3 separate regions of the Homo sapiens genome follow, and regions 2 and 3 are each linked to region 1. A link is a contact called in ENCODE Hi-C or POLR2A ChIA-PET data. All regions are on one chromosome and are shown on one strand. Each heading gives the region's core, a stretch centred on a gene start or an enhancer-like site at or near the end of the contact. The rest is flanking DNA. Distances are from core to core; before and after follow the strand shown.

Evidence for each region. A loop is a pair of places that touch in the nucleus more often than their neighbours do. ChIA-PET counts read pairs that join two places held with the same protein, here RNA polymerase II (POLR2A). Pooled maps may share reads with other maps.
Region 2: a loop to region 1 is called in a pooled map, with 20 times the contacts of the local background. The contact joins the promoter of EVI5L here to the promoter of ARHGEF18-AS1 in region 1. A Hi-C loop is called at or near these places in 14 of 50 pooled maps. POLR2A ChIA-PET finds 5 or more read pairs at or near these places in 4 of 52 experiments (AG04450, HEK293T, WTC11 and 1 more).
Region 3: a pooled map shows a loop between it and region 1 (2.4-fold over the local background). The contact joins the enhancer-like site here to the promoter of ARHGEF18-AS1 in region 1. A Hi-C loop is called at or near these places in 7 of 50 pooled maps. POLR2A ChIA-PET finds 5 or more read pairs at or near these places in 2 of 52 experiments (activated CD4-positive, alpha-beta T cell and endothelial cell of umbilical vein).

What each region holds. Positions count from the first base shown.
Region 1 is chr19:7,393,805-7,396,678 of GRCh38, forward strand. It overlaps ARHGEF18-AS1 (ARHGEF18 antisense RNA 1), which reads right to left and starts at 1,255. Exons shown (of 2, transcript NR_186326.1): 1 at 1,189-1,255. The region is part of intron 10 of ARHGEF18 (Rho/Rac guanine nucleotide exchange factor 18); the gene reads left to right. RefSeq lists silencers at 1,014-1,454, 1,163-1,732 and an enhancer at 1,943-2,122.
Region 2 is chr19:7,828,621-7,831,497 of GRCh38, forward strand. EVI5L (ecotropic viral integration site 5 like) reads left to right here and starts at 1,598. Exons shown (of 20, transcript NM_001159944.3): 1 at 1,598-1,761. RefSeq lists a silencer at 1,455-1,694.
Region 3 is chr19:7,852,077-7,855,008 of GRCh38, forward strand. It overlaps EVI5L (ecotropic viral integration site 5 like), which reads left to right. Exons shown (of 20, transcript NM_001159944.3): 9 at 1,010-1,107; 10 at 1,197-1,257. Among named protein-coding and RNA genes, the nearest start is that of PRR36, 21 kb to the right of the region's middle. Within about 2 kb of position 1,420, at least 3 of the 41 ENCODE cell types and tissues checked have a DNase peak (open chromatin) inside an H3K27ac peak, as active enhancers do.

The DNA of each region.
Region 1 (2,874 bases), core at 5-2,504:
AGTATGTGTTTGGGGGTATCTGCTGGACCTATGTGGAGTGTCTGACATATTTGGGGGTTACCTGGAAGCCTGTTTTGGGTATCTGATGGCACCTGCCTGGGTGCCTGTGTTTAGGGGATCTGATGGTATCTATGTTGGGGTGTCTGAGACCACTGGAGAGGTATATGATTCATTTTTCCCAGACCCACCTTTCTGAAGTCTATGCTGCCTCTTTTTTTGTTGTTGTTATTTTGAGACAGAGTCTTGCTCTGTTGTCCAGGCTGGAGTGCAGTGGCATGATTATAGCTCACTGCAGCCTGGACCTCCCAGGCTCAAGTCATCCTCCCACCTCAGCCTCTGGAGGCATGATCATAGCTCACCGCAGCCTGGACCTCCCAGGCTCAAGTCATCCTCCCACCTCAGCCTCTGGAGGAGTTGGGACCACAGGCAGGCGCCTCCATGCCCTGCTCATTTTAAAAAATGTTTTGTAGAGATGGGGTCTTGCTATGTTGCCCAGACTGGTGGTCCTGAACTCCTGGGATGAAGTGATCCCCCCACCACTCCCTGATGCTGCTTCTTTTTTCTCAGGTGACAGACCCTGCCCTCTCCATTTCTTGGACTCTCCCCGCTAGGACTCCCCACCACTGGGAGTGCCCCCCTTAGGTACTTCCAATCCTAACGAGCCCGTAGGAGCCCACTGACAACCCCTCCAGGCATCCGTTGATTCTTCCAAAACACCCCCAGCTCCACTGTCCTCCCTTGGGGTCCCCTTAACCCCGCTATCCTCCCTCGGGGTCCCCCAACTCCGCTGTCCTCCCTCGGGGTCCCCCCAACCCCGCTGTCCTCCCTTGGGGTCCCCCAACCCCGCTGTCCTCCCTCAGGGTCCCCCTAACTGTGCTGTACCCCCCTTGAGATTCTCCAAACCGCTGTCCTCCTCAGGACTCCCTCCCCAGCCGCGCTAATCACCCAGGCTTCCGTTAACCCCACAAAACGCCCACCTAACCCTGCTGCTCTCCCTCTGGATCCCCGCAACCCAGCTGTCCCCTCAGAGCCCCCGGCCCTACTGACAGCCAGGCTCGCATTGCTCTCCTTCAAAAAGCCCCCCAACCCCGCTGACCCGCCCCTCAAAAGTCGCCCTCACCCTCGCCGCGAGCACCCTCCCACTTCGGTGCCCGCGCCCCTCTCAAGGCCGAGCCGACGCCCCCTCACCACGGCTCGGGGAGCAGCAGCCCCAGGTCCCCGGGAGCGCCCCGCCCTCGAGGGCACGCCTCCTTCCGGGTCACGCCCTCTGCCCCGCCTCCGAGGCGGGATCGCGCATGCGCTGCTCTCCTCGCGCGGCTTCCCGCTTCCGGCTCCCAGCTGCTAGCTACTGTGGATCTGGGGGGGCCGGACGGAGGCATCGGAGGCGGCTGCGAGAGTGGCAGAGGAGCTGGCGGAGAGCGGCCTGCGGGCGATCGGGCCGAGGTGAGGACGGCGGCGGGGCGGTCCCGAGGAAAACGGGGCTCAGGAGGGGGCCCTCGGTCTCTTCAGGGGGTGGCCTGGGGCGCGGGACCCCCGGGGCTGCCTCGGGCCTCCCGCCGGCTCCTGGGGGACTTCTCCAGGCAGGCGAACGGGTGCTGGGGTGCAGGCTGCTCCTTCAATGCATGGAGGCTCTAGGCGGCGATTGCAGGGTGCAGAGGTGCAGACGATGCCCGCCCGCTCCGTCCGAGCCCCAGCCAGTCCTGGGGTGCTACGGCTTACTCTCCTCCAGGAGAGGAGAGGAGGGGTCACTTGGGCCCCAGCCTCTGCTCCTCGTTCAGGAGCGCCCGGGGCAGGACCAGGGATGGAATGGAACCCACCACAATACCCAGCACCGTCGTATTTCAGGCCTCCCGGGAGAACCCTCACACCCCGGAGCAGACAGCCCTCCCTGGCAGGGAGCGTTTGGGTGCAAAACCGTGAGAACTATCTGTGCCATGGGTTTTAGTTTCTTGTATAAGAACTCAGTTGGTGCTTTCATTGCGGACGGGAACGAGAAGCTTTCCCCTGGTCCTTACATGTTTCGTTTTGTTTTACGTTTTTAAATTTCAACTTTTATTTGAGATTGAGGGGGTACATGTACAGGTTTGTTACCTGGATATATTGCGTGATGCTGAGGTTTGGGGTGTGACTGATCTCGTCACCCAGGTACTGAGCATAGTACTCAATAGATAGTTTCAACCCTTGACCTCCTCCTTCCCTTCCCGCTCTAGTAGAGCCCAGTTTCTGTTGTCTTCTTGGTGTCCATGAGTACCCAAGGTTTAGCTCCACTTACAAGTGGGAAAGTGCAGTATTTGGTTTTCTTTTCCTGCGTTAATTCTACTAGCACTTGAGTGTTTTGCTGTGGCTATCTGCCCCTTATCTCTTGCTCTGTTGAGATTAAAGCCTGGACCACAGGATTAAAAAACATTCTTAAAGTTTTACCACGGAAGCGAAGCGGCCAACACACCTTTTCCCCTTTGCCTTGTTTTCGCGGAGATGAAGCTCCAGCCAGTAGCTTTGAAGGGCCCCATTCTCTTCCCATTGACCAGAGAGAGAGTTCAGGACAGTATAGACAGCCCAGTGGCCAAGGGATGAGTTTTGCAGGTGTCTGAGTGAATGATTAATCCTCCAGCTGTAAGAGGTGTCAGGAGAGGCTGGGCGCGGTGGCTCAAGCCTGTAATCCCAGCACTTTGGGAGGCCAAGGTGGGTGGATCACGAGGTCAGGAGATCGAGACCATCCTGGCCAACATGGTGAAACCCCATCTCTACTAAAATACAAAAATTAGCCGGGCATGGTAGCGGGCGCCTGTAGTTCCAGCTACTCTGGAGGCTGAGGCAGGGGAATCACTTGAACTCGGGAGGCAGAAGTTGCAGTGAGCCGCGATCGGGCCACTG
Region 2 (2,877 bases), core at 348-2,847, 440 kb after region 1:
TTAGGAAGTCCTGACGTGCCCCTCCCTGGGTCCAGCCTTCCCTTCCCCATTCTGAACTTAGGACATCTAGCTGGGCGAGGTGGCTCATGCCTGTAATCCCAGCACTTTGGGAGGCTGAAGTGGGAGAACCTGGCACCAGGAGTTTCCGACTAGCCTGAGCAACATACCAAGACCCCAGCCTCTACCAAAAAAATTAGCCGGGCATGGTGTGCACGCACCTGTAGTCCCAGCTACTGGGGAGGTTGAGGCGGGAGGATCATTGGAGTCCAAGAGTTCGAGGCTGCATTGAGCTATGTTCGCATCACTGCACTGCAAACTGGGACACAGAGCGAGACCCTGTCTCTGAAAAATAAATAAATAAAAACACACTTATGACGTCACCCTCTCTGCTATGACAAGGTCCTTCCCTGCCCCACCCCCTCCAGGGCCCATCCCTACATCTTGGGGAGGAAATAAGTCCATTTTGGTCAGTCTTGCCCGCTGTCAGTAACTGTCCCTACGAATTCCTCTCTAGCTTGAAGGATTCTCCACCTCTCCCTTCTCTGTTAAAAGAGTCACGGGCCCATTTTCATTCATTCATTCATCAAATGTTTATAAGCAGTTTCCATGCTGGGGACCTGGAAGAGACCCGACCTAGGCCCTGCATCCCGACTCCCCGAGGATCTATCAGCCTGGGAGGATGGGGAATGGGAGGGCCTATCCCTCCCCACGATCACGGCGCGAACCGAGCTTTGATGGAGAAACACGCGGCTCTGTGAGCTTTAGAGAACACATTTAACCTGGCCTGGAGTAAGACAGGGGACGGGCCTGAATCTTTTATGGGACCCGCCCCCAATATCAACCGCCCCGTCCCCAGCACAGAACTGGGCTCCTAGACGACACGGTGCCATCACGTCCCCAGTGAGTCTTCAGGATTTCTGGCCACGCCCCTTCTCAGACCCAACCCCCGAGCCCCTCCCTTGCTTGACCCCGCCCCATCTCTGGCCTAGGCCACGCCCTCCTCTTAGCCCCACCCCCATTTCATTCAACCCAGGCCTCAAGCCCCACCGCCCAGGACGCCAATGCTCCCACCAATCTCACATACCCATTGGTCAGAGAGTGTCACTTTCCCGCCCTCCTTCAGTAGCATTGGTTCCCTAGGTGTCAATCTTCTTTATGGCGCCCCCAGCAGTTGCCAGGGCCCAGGTTTGAGGGGCAGATAATAATGGACGTCTCGGGGCGTCTCGTTATTGGGCAGAAAGCCCGGCTCTGGGCGGGGCTTAGTGCCAAACGCTTGGCCGCGTCTGCCTGGTGTTCCTCAGGGCCGCAGCCTTTCCTCACGGACACACCCCCACTTTCCTTGCTATTGGTCTTATCAGGTGTTGATCAATAGGATTCCTCATTCCGATACGCAAAACTACCTGTCCTTCACCGCTTCCCTCATTTCAATTCGCTCTCTCCTCAGAGGCGGCAACCTTCTGAACGTAGCCAGGGCCCGCCTCACGGAATGGCCACGGAATGGTCAGACACCCCGTCACTCCTGGCTGGTGGGCGGGGCCAGGGCGCCTGGGGGCGGCGAATTGGCGGATGGGGCCTCGGGGGCGGGGCAGCGGCTCCTGTCAGCGGGTGAAATGGCAGCGGCGGAGCCGGCGGCGGCCGCGGTCCCGGGGGGCGGCTGAGGGGGCCGGGCCGGGGCTGCGGGGCGAACGGCGCGGCTAGGATCCGGCGGCTCAGCCCGGGGCGGCGAGGCTCGGCACGGAGATGGCGGCGCGCTCGGCGCAGGTAGGGCGGCGCGGGCCGGGCCTCCCGGGCGCCTGCTCAGGCCGGCGGCTCCGTGATGCGGCCCGCGGGGAACCGGCAGGACCGCAACTCGGGCCGTCGTGCCCCGGAACCCGCGCTGGGAGCCTCGGCATCCCCAGCCCGGGACCTTCGGAGGACCCTGGCCCCTGCCCACCCTCGTTGCCGATCCCTCCGGACCCCTCCCCAGGAGCTCCTGCAGGATCCCCCTCCCCCACTCCGTCCCCTCCCCATGAGGACCCCGCAGGCCCAGGACCCCCGTCCACCCTTTGCAGTGACCCTCAGGACTCCTCTCCGGGAACCCCCTCAGGGCTCCCCATCCCCCCACTCCGCCGATCAGCCCCTCAGAAGCGCCCCCCAAGCCCAAGAACCCCCGTCCACCTTCTGCCCTGATCTCTCAGGACCCCTCCCTTCTGGACAACACTTGCCACCCCCTCCCCGCACCCCCTCACTTCACGTCCTCCTATCTTGGGCCCAGAACTGCCCCCACCTCTCCCCAAGGAGACCAGCCTCAGGGCCTACCCGCCCCCCATGCTGACCCCACAGGACCCCTCTCTGGCCTCTGTAAGTCGGATTTCCTACCCCTGCCCACAGCCCTCAGCTCAGCCTGCTAGCCCATCTCCCACCCCAGCTGCCACATGCCCAAGGGCACCCCTAAACACCACTCCCCGGCGTCCACCCAGCACACTGTGGTAGCTCCACTGATCCTGCCCCATCTGGATCCTGGCTCCTGGATCCTGAAAAATCCACCCATGCTCAAGACCTCCCGTTGGATATTCTGAACCACCCCACTCCCCATCCAGAGCCACCCATCTTTCTGAAAACCCCAAACACACACACACACACACACACACACACACACACACACACACACACAGTCACTTAGATCCCCCAGCACACACAGAAAAACTTAAGAGCTCCAACATAGACCCCAGGCATATCTGCCCCTGCCCCCACCCACTCAACACTTCTGCACCCCTCCTCAGATCCCACCTGTCCAGGCCCTCCCAGAGTCCCCGACAGCTCCCCCAGCTCAAGCAGAGATTCCAGAGACCATGAGGTGCCTGCCGCACCCCAGGAAGCCAACTTGCCCCTCCACCA
Region 3 (2,932 bases), core at 170-2,669, 460 kb after region 1:
TGATGGCAGATCATGACTGACTGACCATGAGGGCATCCCCACCCTGCCGCCCAGCCTGGTGAGGGCACAGGAGGGAGTTTGGGGGTCTAGGCAACCTCACGCCTTGCCCCGCCCCAGCCCGGCCTGCCTGGAGGCCCTGCTGCTGGCCAGCCTGCCTCCCACCGCTACTTCTCTGCTGTGCGGGCCCCTGCCCCCTCCCCGCGTCCTCCAGCTGGTGCTTCAGGGAAGAATGCACAAAGGCCACGGTTGTGTCCGTGAACATGGGCAGGCATTGTCCACAGCTACCAGAGGGGGCCAGCTGGGCCGGGTGCAGGAGCTGTGTCCCCCCTGGGCTTACCTTAACCCTTTGCACAGGCCCGAGGCCCCCGGCATACCCATCCTCCTTCCCCCACGAAGGTCCCCTCTGTCAGACCCCCCGACCCTCAGCCTTCACTCCCAGGAGAGCCTCCTTGGCCTGCTTTTCTTTTTTTCTTTTACCTTTTTCTTTTTTTTTTTAAGTCGGAGTTGCTCTGTGGCCCAGGCTGGAGTACAGTGGTGCAGTCCTAGCTCACTGCAGCCTCCACCTCCTGGGCTGAAGCGATCCTCCCGCCTCAGCCTCCTGAGTAGCTGGAACCAGAGGTGTACATCACCATGTCCAGCTAATTTTTTTTTTTCAGAAATGGGGTCTCACTATGTTGCCCACACTGGTCTCAAACTCCTGGGCTCAAGCTATTTATTTCTCCCACCTCAGGCTTTTAAATCATTGGGATTATATGAATGAGCCACCACATCCAGCATCTGCCAGCTTTTCTTCTGGAAACTAAGGCTTTGGCTGCAGGCAGTCCCCCATTCCCTCCCCTCACGCTCAGTCTTTCCATTGCTCCACAAACACTGAGGACACGGCGTTGAGGACATGGCGACACCCCGGGCAGACCCGTTCCTGCCCCCCTCCAGGGCAACAGGGCTCGGGCGGCCCCCGGTGGTCAGGGCCTGCATGTTGGTGACCAGGTGACCGGCTGTGTCCCCACAGTACTTCCAGAGAGTGATCCCCCACCAGTTCGACAGCTGCCCGGACAAGCTGGTCCTCAAAGCCTACCAGGTCAAGTACAACCCCAAGAAGATGAAGAGGTCGGTGCCTGCTGGGCAACCAGGGTACTGGTAAGAAGGGGGGACCCCCGAGGGCATGACAGTAACCACGGGGCCCTCCCGATCTGCAGGCTGGAGAAGGAGTACGCAGCCATGAAGAGCAAGGAGATGGAGGAGCAGATCGAGATCAAAGTGAGTCCAGGGGCCCAGGGGCGGGGACAGGGATGGGAGGCCTTTGGGGGCTGCCCTCCGTACTCTAAAGATCGGCCGCTAGGGGGCGGGCCTTCCCAGCGCACAGGCGGACCCGGCGGTCCTTGGCGGACAGGCCTCCGCCCACCTGCGCCGTCCTTCACCTGTTAGGCCAGCTGTGAGCGCCTCCCCCGCCTGACGCCGCGGTAACCAAGACAGTCAAGGTCCCTGCCCCGCTGGGCCGCCCAGCGTCATGGGGAAGCAATCAATAAACCACTGAACTAGAGTGCGGACTCTAAATGCTCTGGACAAGGATGTGCACGCGGTGGGCAAGGCTGACTTGGGCAGAGGCTCCGGGCCCAGGGTGTCGAGGGCTAAAGGCCCAGGGCAGCAGCGTGCCTTGGGGGCTGGAGGAATTCCAAGAAGGTTGCAGTGGAGGACCCCGCAAGGGGACCGCCCTCTGGGGAAAGATGGAGCACGCAGGGCCCAGACACCAGGGTGTGTAGGGCAGGGTGTGGGCACTCACCCGGGGCCCCTGGTTCCTGGGGCAACTGGCCCACCAGCCCTGCCAGGTCAGGGGGTTTCCTGAGTGTGCAAAGCTTCTCTCTCCTTCCTTGCGCATTCTTCCCTTTACACGTGATTTTAGTTATTTACTCAACAAGCATTTATTGCCGGGCGCGATGGCTCATGCATGTAATCCCAGCACTTTGGGAGGCGGAGGCAGGTGGATCACTTGAGGTCAGGAGTTCGAGACCAGCCTGGCTAATGCAGTGAAACCCCGTCTCTATTAAAAATACAAAAATTAGCTGGGTGTGGTAGCACACACCTGTAATCCTGGCTACTCGGGAGGCTGAGGCAGGAAAATCACTTGAACCCGGGAGGCGGAGGTTACAGTGAGGCAAGATTGTACCGTTGCACTCCAGCCTGGGCGACAGAGTGAGACTGTGTCTCAAAAAAAAAAAAAAAAGAAAAGAAAAGAAAAAAAACATTTATTGAGCACCTGCTGTGTGCCAAAGTCACAGCTGAGACTGAGGGCGCACCAGTGATAGGAAGGGACACAGACACAAACCCAACACAGCCTGGCTCCATGCTCTTCAGGGGCAGAGCCGCACAGTGGCTAACACTGGAGTCCAACAGACAAGGATTCAATTCCAGCTCCAGCGGCACAGTGGCTCACACCTGTAATCCCAACACTTTGAGAGGCTGAGGTGGGAGGGTGGCTTGAGGCCAGGAGTTGGAGACCAGTCTGGGCAACATAGCAATACCCCGTCTTTACAAAAATATAGAAATAAATACAAAAGGTGTGCCCAGCTCCTGCAAGGATGGCTGTGCTTGGTGCTGTGATGGGTTGAAGCCAGAGAGATGATAGGGAAACCCAGGGGCCAGGGATCAGGGCTCCAGATTGCTATGAGGACCAGAGACCTGAAATAGCTCTGACCCAGCTGAACTGAGGGACTAGGGCAATGCCCTGCCCCACTCTGACTCAGTTTCCCCACATGACATGCATCAATGACTGTCAAGTCTGCGGTTCTGTCTGACTGCATTTGCTTCCTGGGAATGTTCTAGGTGTTTCCATCACCTTTTCTCCCCAGAAGAAACCCAGGAAATATTCTGTGTGACCTGCAGTGTGGCAGGGCCCTCACTCACCTGCCAATCCAAACAATTTCTGTACCACCTT